Linked DNA regions of Homo sapiens: region 1 is linked to region 2. Evidence: chromatin contacts called from ENCODE Hi-C or POLR2A ChIA-PET data. All regions are on one chromosome and are shown on one strand. The core of a region is the stretch at or near the end of the contact, and the rest is flanking DNA. Distances in the headings are between cores, read along the strand shown. Region 1 has its middle 93 kb from the start of MSH6. Region 2 overlaps RHOQ (ras homolog family member Q).

What was found. A loop is a pair of places that touch in the nucleus more often than their neighbours do. ChIA-PET counts read pairs that join two places held with the same protein, here RNA polymerase II (POLR2A). Pooled maps may share reads with other maps.
Region 1: a pooled map shows a loop between it and region 2 (2.6-fold over the local background). The contact joins two enhancer-like sites. A Hi-C loop is called at or near these places in 1 of 168 maps with a recorded cell type or tissue (OCI-LY7) and 2 of 50 pooled maps. POLR2A ChIA-PET finds 5 or more read pairs at or near these places in 1 of 52 experiments (OCI-LY7).

What each region holds. Positions count from the first base shown.
Region 1 is chr2:47,687,083-47,692,659 of GRCh38, forward strand. It overlaps a transcript of MSH2 not described here and the pseudogene RPL18AP6. Among named protein-coding and RNA genes, the nearest start is that of MSH6, 93 kb to the right of the region's middle. RefSeq lists an enhancer at 3,880-4,546. Within about 2 kb of position 2,134, at least 2 of the 41 ENCODE cell types and tissues checked have a DNase peak (open chromatin) inside an H3K27ac peak, as active enhancers do; they include OCI-LY7, where a contact is called at or near this core.
Region 2 is chr2:46,565,481-46,570,737 of GRCh38, forward strand. The region is part of intron 2 of RHOQ (ras homolog family member Q); the gene reads left to right. RHOQ-AS1 (RHOQ antisense RNA 1) reads right to left here. Exons shown (of 2, transcript NR_104182.1): 2 at 2,776-4,090. Among named protein-coding and RNA genes, the nearest start is that of RHOQ-AS1, 12 kb to the right of the region's middle. RefSeq lists an enhancer at 5,181-5,257. Within about 2 kb of position 3,796, at least 9 of the 41 ENCODE cell types and tissues checked have a DNase peak (open chromatin) inside an H3K27ac peak, as active enhancers do; they include OCI-LY7, where a contact is called at or near this core.

The sequences.
Region 1 (5,577 bases), core at 884-3,383, 1.1 Mb after region 2:
GAGCTCAGGTGATCCTCCCACCTCAGCCTCCCGAGTAGCTGGGGACTACATGTGCACGCCATCATGCCCAGCTAATTTTTAAATTTTTTGTAGAGACAGGATCTCACTATGTTGCCCTGCCTCTCCTTCTGTATGGTCCTCCCCAAATGATTAAGCCATTCTCTTTGTGGGATTCTATTGCTGGTCGCTGCTGAAAGATTTTTTTTAAAGGTAAAATGATGATACTCATACAAATATAAAACAAACAGATGTCAAAGATTTTATTTAACTCATTAATTAATGGTTGTGAACTCCTGGACTCAAGCAAACATTCCACCTTGGCCTCCCAAAGTGCTGGGATTACAGGCATAAGCCCACACCCATCCAAAACCCATGTCTTATTGTCTTTGGCCAGAATGAATAAATGTATCAGTCTGAGTCCCATCAAGAGAGAAAAAAAACAGTAGTTCAAATAGAAAAAGTTTAATATAAAGAATTATTAACCATAGGCTGGGCACGATGGCTTATGCCTGTAATCCTGGTACTTTGGGAGGCCGAGGCAGGTGGATCACCTGAGGTCAGGAGTTCGAGACCAGCCTGGCCAACATGGTGAAACCCCGTCTCTACTAAAAATACAAAAATTAGCTGGGCATGGTGGTAGGCGCCTGTAGTCTCAGCTGCTCAGGGGGGCTGAGGCAGGAGAATCGCTTGAACCCGAGAAGGGAAGGTTGCAGTGAGCTGAGATTGCACCATTGCACTCCAGCCTGGGGGACAAGAGTGAGACTTCGTCTCAAAAAAAAAACACAAAAAACAAAAAACAAAGAATTACTAACCATAACATGGAATTAGACAGAGTAACCAGAGGTGGGGTAGTAAGAAATAAAAAGAATAAAAAAGAATATAGGAATAGCAGATATAATTGATGTGATAATGGCAGATTAATATTCTTAGGCCTCTGAGCCCAAGCCTGTGCTTATACATCCAGATGGCCTGAGGCAACTGGAGAATCACAAAAGAAGTGAAAATGGCCGGTTCCTGCCTTAACTGATGACATTACCTTATGAAATTCCTTCTCTTGGCTCAGAAGCTCCCCCACTGAGCACCTTGAGACCCCCTTTGACTATAATTTTCCACTACCTACCCAAATCCTATAAAACTGCCCCATCCCTAAGTCCCTTTGCTGACTCTCTTTTTGGACTCAGCCCACCTGCACCCAGGTGATTAAAAAGCTTTATTGCTCACACAAAGCCTGTTTGGTGGTCTCTTTACATGGATGTGCATGACAAATATAATATAAAAAGCCACCACCCCAGGGCTGAGATGTAGTACTTACCCTTGGGCTGAGATATAGGCCTTGCTGGAGAAGCATGGCTGTGACTCACTAAATATCAGAGACCTCACTGAGGTGCCATGCCAGTGGAACATGCTAGAAATCTGTCTTCTGGGGTGCTGGGGAGAAGGCTGTTCACAGGGAAGTAACTCAGTGCAGACAGTTCGCTACAAAACCATCAGAATTGGATACAGGGGAAAGCTACTGTACTAGGTGCTGCTGATTACACATTGCAAGAGACAGATACTGAGGAATCCAGCTGTGCTGCTGGAGTCTGGAGAAGCTTCAAGCACTGAAGGAGCTGTGCTGGAGAAGCCACCCTTGCTGCTGGCGTGAGGCACTGGGAAACCACATCCACCGCAGAAGCCTGGTGCTGGGGCAGGCCTCGCACACCGCAGGGGCCTGCAGAGCTGGCAATGGAACCAGGAAGCAAAACCCTTTTCCTCCTGCACTCATTCTTCCCTGGCCTCTACTGACAATTAAGTGCCAGATGGCAAAGGAACAAAATAAAGAAATACTTAAAAGGCCCAGATACGTTTTCACAGAGCAGGCAAAAAAGAATGGCTTTGGAGCTGACAGGCAAAATACCAATAACCAGCACAGACTTCCGGTTCCATTCCTCAGTACATCCACCAATTCCACCCTGCAGGCCAAGCTCATCCAACCCACCTTATTTTGTTGTTCATGTTCTGTTTTGTTTTGTTTTAGGCTTTTAGCAACCTGAAGCCATGGTTTTTAGTTTCTGTCTCTAGTGAAAAGCAGAAAAGAGAGATAAAGAAGGGGCTTTGTTAGCCCAGCCAGAAACAGAAACTAAGAACCCATGGCTGTGTTCTCTCTCGGACACCCCTGTTTAGGCCATTTCCTGCTACTGATTACCTGTTGAATGAAGAATGAATGGCCAGGTGTGGTGGCTCACTATAATCTCAGCACTTTGGGAGGCCAATGTGTGCAGAGGAAGCGGGGGCAGGAGTAGGGGAAATCACTTGAGGTCAGGAGTTTGAGACCAGCCTGGCCAACATGATAAAACCCTGTCTCTACTAAAAATACAAAAATTAGTCAGCCATGGTGGTGGGCGCCTGTAATCCCAGCTACTCAGGAAGCTGAGGCAGGAGAATCGCTTGAACCCAGGAGGCCGAGGTTGCAGTGAGCTGAGATCGCACCACTGCACTCCAGCCTGGGCAACAGAGCGAGACTCTGTCTCAAAAAATAAAAATAAAAAAAATAAATAAAGAATAAATGATGAAGAGTTAAGGGAAGAGCAGTGGTCTGGAAGGATCAGTTATTTGGACGCCTCCTCATCAGAAGTGAGTCATTTACATCTCAGAGACTGTCTAGGCTGAGCGACTTCCTTTGTTTTTGAGTGCCCACCTCTGCAGAGGAAATGCCTCTTTGGGAGCATTTCCCATGCTATAGGGGAGGGACTTCCAAACTGAATTACTCTCCTTTTCCTCAGCCAAAACGCATCTTCATGCCTCATATTTTTTCTTTTCAAAAATACATCCTACTTTTCTTACCAAATATGCACATAGAGGTGTTTTTGCTTATTTTTTTAAATAATGCTATTTTTCAATGTGGCACAGGACATGTTTGCTAACCAAATATCATTCATTCCTCTATAGTAAGTGAACAATAGATAAGTATATACTTATGTGAGGCAATTAATGCTTCAGTATATCTCCTTGTTTGGAAATAATCTATGAATGCAATGAATATCCATCATTTAACTTAGCAAAACTCTAAGGGTGAAAGATACCAAAGAGAGTTGTAGAATTATTATAATTCTCATCATTTTTTGAGACAGGGTCTTGCTCTGTCACCAAGGGTGGAGTGCAGTGGCACGATTACAGCTCACTGCAGTCTTGACCTTCCATGCTCAAGTGATCCTCCTATCACAGCCTCCTGAGTAGCTGGGACCACAGGTGCATGACACCACGCCCAGCTAACTAATTTGTTTGTAGACACAGGTTCCAACTGTGTTGCCCAGGCAGTCTCAAACTCCTGGGCTCAAGCAATCCTCCCACCTTGGCCTCCTAAAGTGCTGGAGTTACAAGCATGAGGTATGAGCCACCATGCTCAGCCTGGAGAATTATTTTTAAATAAACATATTACAAAACATAATGATTGGTGAAAAGATAAACAGATGTGAGATAGAAGCTTATAAATTAACTCAGCTGTTTTTAAACAATCTTGCTTGGATTAATCATAAAAATTCCATGAGACATAAACAGCTAGCCATCATCTTAAATTATTTTCTTGCTGATAAATTTTTTTTTCTGGGGCGTTCCTGAGTTTATTTGGGGCACACCCGGGCGAGGGCCCTGCACCTAGAAGAAGGTGTTGGGCCTCTTGGTGGTGAAGCGTGGCTTGTGCTGACGGCGCAGGACCCGGTGGGGCAGCGGGAACTTGATCTTGGAGTCGTGGAACTGCTTGACAGCCGGCCGGCGGCACTTGCTGGCCGCGATCTCCTCCACCTTCATGATCTGAATGGAGTGGGCCCGGCCGCCGTGCCGGGCGCTCATGTCTCGGTAGCACCGGGTGACAGCGCCTGCGGTGGTCAGGTCCCGGTATTCCCGGTACATGTTGTGGGTGCCGCTCCGGGAGTCATAGCGCAGCCAGATCCCGAAGTTCTTCACCCGCAAGGGGAACTTCTCAAACACCTGCCCACAGTAGACAATCTCCCCTGAAGACTTCTTCATCTTCTTTAACTGAGATACGAAGTACCAGAAGCGGGACTTGGCGACGACATGATTAGGCGCAAAGATTCGCATGCGGTAGAGGGGTGGTGTGTGGCATTTGGGGGTGGGCAGGCAGCGACCCACTACTTTGTACTCTCGTAGTGTGCCCGAGGCCTTCATGGCGTGCTCTCCGCGTTCGCCGCCACCCGCAAAAGGAGACTTGCTGATAAATTTTGTAACATAAAAACAACAGGAACGGCTGGGCGCGGTGGCTCACGCTTATAATCCCAGCACTTCAGGAGGCTGAGGCGGGTGTATCACCTGAGGTCAAGAGTTTGAGACCAGCCTGGCCAACATGATAAAACCCCGTCTCTGCTAAAAATATAAAATTAGACAGGCGTGGTGGCTTGTGCCTGTAATCCCAGCTACTCAGGAGACTGAGGCAGGAGAATTGCTTGAACCTGGGAGACGGAGGTTGCGGTGAGCTGAGATCGCACCACTGCACTCCAGCCTGGGCAACAAAAGTGAAACTGTCTCAAAAAAAAAAAAAAAAAAGAAAGAAAGAAAGAAAAGATGTGATTGACAAAAAAAAAAAAAAAATTTGGTTATTTCTGTGACGTACAAAAATTTAACATAATAATCATTATAATTGATAACATTTACTAAGACATATCAGAATTTTAGGAATCTCACACAATTTTGGAACACATATTAACAACACATTTATACAAATAGAACTCAGAGAAAGTTAAACGCCATTTCTTACTTGACAATGCTTCCTGTGTGACATTTACATACAAAATAAACTTAGTGTGTCTCTCTTGAACTTCCAGCGGCTCTTTTTGGAACTTGAAATTTAATTTTAGGAAGTTTGTTAAATATGAAAGGTTTAAAACATTTTATCAAAATAGGATCACAGGTCACTGTAAAATAATAATCATTCATTGAGCCAAAGTGATAATTCAAAGATTTCAAAAAGCAAAAACTTTACTCTTTGATAGAGAAGAGTCTCATTTTCCCAACAATCAAAAGACCTAATAAAGACAGCATGAGGCAAACAAAGTCTGTCTCTCCCTCTCCCCTCATTTTTTTCAGTATACTTAAAAGTAAACAAAAATCTATTATTACCCCTTATTAATACTAGATGAAAATCTTTTTCAAAATTCTACCTTTGCATCAGTGTATTATTAATGGCAAAGCTAATTTTAACAAAACCTTATAACAAATTCACCCAAATTCAATCAGTTTGACCATACACAATAAGAGTTCCATAAACCTTTTAGAACCTCTTATAATTTTTTTCATTCTCTTTCTTTTAGCTTTTTATATGCATTCCATTTTATCTATCATTCCTTTTATTTCTTAAATTTCTTTTTATTTATGTATTTATTTATGTATTGAGACTGAGTCTCTCTCTCTCTGTCACTCAGACTAGAGTGCAGTGGTGCAATCTCAGCTCACTGCTGCCTCAGCCTTCTGGGCTCAGGTGATCCTCCCATCTCAGCCTCCTGAGTAGCTGGGACTATAGGCATGTGGCACCATGCCTGGCTCATTTTCTGTAGAGAGGGGGTTTTGTCATGTTGCCCATGGCTG
Region 2 (5,257 bases), core at 2,546-5,045:
TAAGAGCTCACATTCAGGGAGGTGGGTTGGACCCATTGGTGTGCCACAGAAAAATGGCCCTGCTCACAGGAGGCAATTTGACATCTGGCCGAAAGTGACATCAGCAGCCTGAGAAATTAACCTGTTACTGGAGAGAATTCAGGTATTTGATCCACTTTCTCAAGCTTTGTAGCTGGTGAAGGAGGTGCAGCTAGCACTGTGCAAGCTACCTGCACAATGACTGCAGCTGACTTTTCTCACTTCACCTTCCCATGAGCTACCGTCATTGATTCAGCGGGAATGTAATAAGCTGCGACCATGAGCCAGGCCTTGAGCAATAGTCCCCTGCCCTCAGGGAGTCCTGATGCAGAAGGGGAAGATGCAGATCAGAAGAGGCAATCGTATTACAGTATAAACAAACAGGATGACAGGAGAAGCTTGTGGTGCCACAGAAGTGTGGAGCATGGCAATGCTTAAGCTGAACTGGGGGTTCAGAGAAGATCTGCTGGATGAAGTGATTTCCAGACTCAAGCCTGGAAGATGAGTAGGAGCTCCCAGGTGAAGAAATACGGAGAGAGAGAAGAAACAGGGAAACTCACTGGGCAGGTGACTGCTTTAGTGTGTGTATTTGTGTTAGGGGTTGATCCTGAGAACTTTCAGGTTTCTGGCTTGTGCACCCTGATTGAGTGGTGATATCTTCTAGTGAGATGGTGAATACAGGAGGAGTTGCAGTTTTGATTGGGAAGAAATGAATTTAGTTCAGAAATGTTGAATTTGAGATGCTTCTGGTTCAGCTAAAAGGAGGTACATAGTAATAAGCTAGTTCTGGAACTCAGAGGCAGAGACCTCCTCTGACCACCTGCTTGACATCTCAAGCTTAACACGTCCCAAACTGTCCTCTTGAGTTCTCTCCCTATGGTGCTTCTCTACCCTACCCTCAGTTTTCTTCATCCCTCTAAAAGATGCCATATCATCTAGATATATCCAGAATATATCTAGAATCCACCATTTCTCTAGCTGTCAACTGCTGTCCCTTAGTCTAAGCTTCCATCTTCTCTCAGCTGAATTACTATAATAACCTCTCCCCTTATAAGCCTGACTGCCTAATTCATTCTTCTCAAAGTAGCCTGGATTATCGTTTTCAAATTTTGTGACTTTTTTGCGGGGGTCGGGGGCTCACCTTTTAATGACTTTCCATTGCAGGTGGGCCCTGCAGAGGGGTCCAAGCTGACTCCCTCTCCAGCCCCACCTGTCACCTGGCCTTTCCCTGTGGTCTTCAGTATGTCAGGGCTTTTCTGCCTTGGGACGTTTGCATACATTGTCTTGTTGTCTGTCTCCTTAAGCGGTCCCTCAGGTCTCAGGTTGAACATCACCCCTGCAGAGAGGTCTTTCTTGCCTGCGCAGACTGAAACTCATCTTCCTGGTTATTCTCTCTCCCAGAACCTGGCTCTTTTCCTTCATAGCACCTGTCCCAATTTGCATTTATAGTCATTTTTGTCCCAATTTGTTCAATGCCTGATTTGATACCTCAATTTTATCAGACCCATCTCCCATTTTTATAACAAATACTTCCTTTTTACTTATCCTCAAATGAAATCTATAGATAATATAACCTCCCTATACATGTAATTTTAAATCAGTATAACATCCTGGCAGTGATATAAAGGAGAAATAAAAAGGAAAGTAATTCATCATAAAACTATTTATTTCAGTGTTAAATTCCTAAACTCCCAAGGCTGACTACTCCAGAAATCATAATGAAGTAATCAGGCCTGCACCTATTAGGTAAAATGACCACGAATGCAACAGTTACAAATATTGGCTAACATAGTTATTTTTTATTAGTGACTCAGATACTAACAGCAATGTAGCCAGTGGCATGTGGTTTTCTGTGATGGTAAGTAAATCCTGTGATGTTTGTTTTTTCTTTTTCTTCTTTTTTTTTTTTCTTTGAGACAGGGTGTCGTTCTGTCACCCAGGCTGGAGTGCAGTGGCATGATCTCAGCTCACTGCAGCCTCAATCTCCCAGGCTCAAGTGATCTTCCCACCTCAGCCTGCCAAGTAGCTGGGACTATAGGCACACACCATCACACCTGGCTCATTTTTTATTTTTGTAGAGATCGTGTTTTGCCATGTTGCCCACACTGGTCTTGAACTCCTGGACTCAAGCAATCCACCTGTCTCAGCCTCGCAGAGTGCTGTGATTACAGGCATAAGCCACTGCACCCAGCCTCCTGTGATGTTTCAAACAAAATAAAGTTCAATCTTTCTCCTTCAATGTGGACTGAAATTACCTTCCTAGAAAATTCATTAAAGTCTGAGGGCCGTGGCTCATGCCTATAATCCCAACATTTTAGGGGGCTGAGGCAGGATAATTGCTTGAGCCCAGGAGTTCGATACTAGCCCAGGCAACAGAGCAAGACCCCTGTCTCTACAAAAAAAAAATAAAATAAAAAAATTTCTGACTAGCTGGGCATGGTGGCATATGCCCGTAGTATCAACTACTCGGGAGGCTGAGGTGGAGGCTAGAGCCCAGGAGGTCAAGGCTGTAGCAATCTGTGATCATGCTACTGCACTCCAGCCTGGGTGACGGAGTAAAACCCTGCTCAAAAAAGAAAAAGTTTAAAATATGCACTAAAGTTATGCCAAAAAACTTTATTTTTTTATATATGCAGCAGGATCAGGTCCTAGATTCATGCGATTATAAAAGGTGTTCCATGGTGAGCAGGTCTATGCAAACCTACCTTCAAAGGCCAAGGGAGCTGAGAGGCTGAAGAAAGAGACTGACAAATCCAGTTTCTCAGAAAGAAATATTTAATAGAGACTTAGAAACAGAAACGATGTCTAGGTAGGCCAAGAGATGGTGGATTCTCACAACCAACCTCCAGAAAGTATCCTTTATATAGCAAGCTTTTAGGGTAAAGACACAGGAAGCTCATCATCCCTGACTTCCTTTAGAAACTCATGACCACGGGGAGGTTGTGAGGGCTTATCTGTGCTACTGGACCACCTTGAATTGTAGGCGTCAAACATTGGTCATCATGGCAGTTTTACTTCAAGATGGATCACTCTTGCTATGCAACAGGCTGTTTTCCCACAAAAGAGTTTTTCATGTTTATGAATGTCTAGCAGTACACTCACTAGTCATGCGGGCCTGGAGCTGGTTTTCCTCATACAGGTCATTGTGGCACCACGGCTCCCACCCTTAAATGCTAGCAGAGTTTCCCCATTCATTTTGGCAATTGACAGCACCTCCCAAATGTCCGAAATGCCCCCCAGACATAGGGTGGTACTGCCCTAGCTGAGAGCCCTGTGCCTACTCCTCTGCTGTCCTCTACACAGAATGAGGGCAGGGTCTGTGTTGTGTTCACTCGTCTATACACAGCACTCAGCACCTACTTGCCAGATATTTGTGGAGTGAATGAATGTTCTATCAACATGAAATTTGTGCCAAAAAGTTAGGAAAGGAGTATACCACATGGAAATGTGACCAGACATTTACCTTCTTTCAGCATGCTTTAGGCCAGCTGACCTCTGTTTTAGTGCAAGAGACTTGTAATTATAGCTCCAGACAATATGGAATTTCAGCTCTAAATCCTTTACAACTGGGGAAGTCACCTCACCATGCACAGAAGAAATAGCACTGGCTCCGAAGTTGTGGTTTGTCTTTTTTTGGAAAGTCAGGCTTGTCTGCCAAAGAGCTCGAAACACTTGACCAGCTCTCTCATTTATCTTAACATGTGTATTTATTCTCCCTTCACAGATGGGGAAGTGAAGCTTGCCTGAGGGCTGTATTTAGCTAAGTCTTGATCCTCTGCCTTGTGGTGGTCAGCTTAGATAAAATGGAATCCTAAAACTTGATTTTTATCCCGTAGTGTGAACCTCCTCCCACATTAAATCTGCTAGTAGGGCTGCTCACAAGGGTAAGAAGTGTTAGTTTGAGTGTTTTTCATCATGTGACGTGGCGGTCTTCTAGTTCAGGGCCCTGCTTTTAGAGATGAGGAAGTGCCAGTTCGTCACAACACAGTTAGATAATGACAAGGCCAGTCCTCTAGCTGGTTTCTTTATGCTCCACCAGATGTAAATTTTCTCTCCGTTTCCTCCAGCCAACCTAAACAGGAGTTACAATCAGTCAGGTGGCCAAAAGGAAAGCACAATGGAAAAGAAGCCCAAGATCTAGTTCTCTAGCTCCTAAATAATTGGTATATTAATTAGGAGGCTGACTTATTATAAATCAAAACATATGAAGATGACAGTAGCTAAAAGTAAGAAGCTAAACCTTTAATTTCAAGAATTCTTTTACTAAGCGCTAATCAGGCCAGTGACATATAAATACCATTTCACAACTGAACTGAAAATTAAAAAAGAAAAGAAAACACCAGATGTTTGCAAAGTTTTTGAAAAACAGTGACCTCTTAAGAATTTATAGCACCTAAAAAAACCTTTCTCTTCCCCAAAATTTTCTTTAGTCCAAGAGTGCTGGGAGGTAGTAGGAAGTGGTAGGCAAATTCAGTAAACTCATCACTGGTGAGTTTTGAACCAAACTTACCAAAGTGTTTTCAAAAAGGACCCAACCCAGCTTCCTTGAAAAACAGAGTTATTTTTAAAGAGGTAAAAACTGATATTTTCATTTCACAAAGTTAAATATAAAATGAACTCAAAAGTGTCAAAATGACTGCACAATAGAAATGAGGTTTCAGGCCAGGCGTGGTGGCTCATGCCTGTAATCCCAGCACTTTGGGAGGCCAAGGGAGGCGGATCACAGGGTCAAGAGATTGAGACCCTCCTGGCTAACACGGTGAACACCCGTTTCTACTAAAAATACAAAAAATTAGCCAGCCATGGTGGCAGGCACCTGTAATCCCAGCTACTCAGGAGGCAGAGGCATGAGAATTGCTTGAATCCGGGAGGCAGAGGTGGCAGTGAGCCGAGATTGTGCTATTGCACTCTAGTCTGGGCTATAAGAGTGAGACTTCATCTCAAAAAATAAAAAAAAAAAAAGAAATGAGGTTTCATAGGCTACTCTGACCAAGCATTACCATAGACATGTTGTGATATATAAGTTAGATGTAGGAGAAAACAGTTGCATTCTCAGAAGCTGGCTTCATGACATGTGTCCTCTGGACTTCTGTGTAGCACCCTTTGAAGGGTGGAGGGTTTCAAGAGCTCGATGCCTGTTTTGGACTTCTCGCTAGAAACAGATGTTGTAGATGAAGATTACTACTGTGTGCCTTGGAAGTGACACAGAGAATTGCTACTGCACAGACCACAAAGCCAC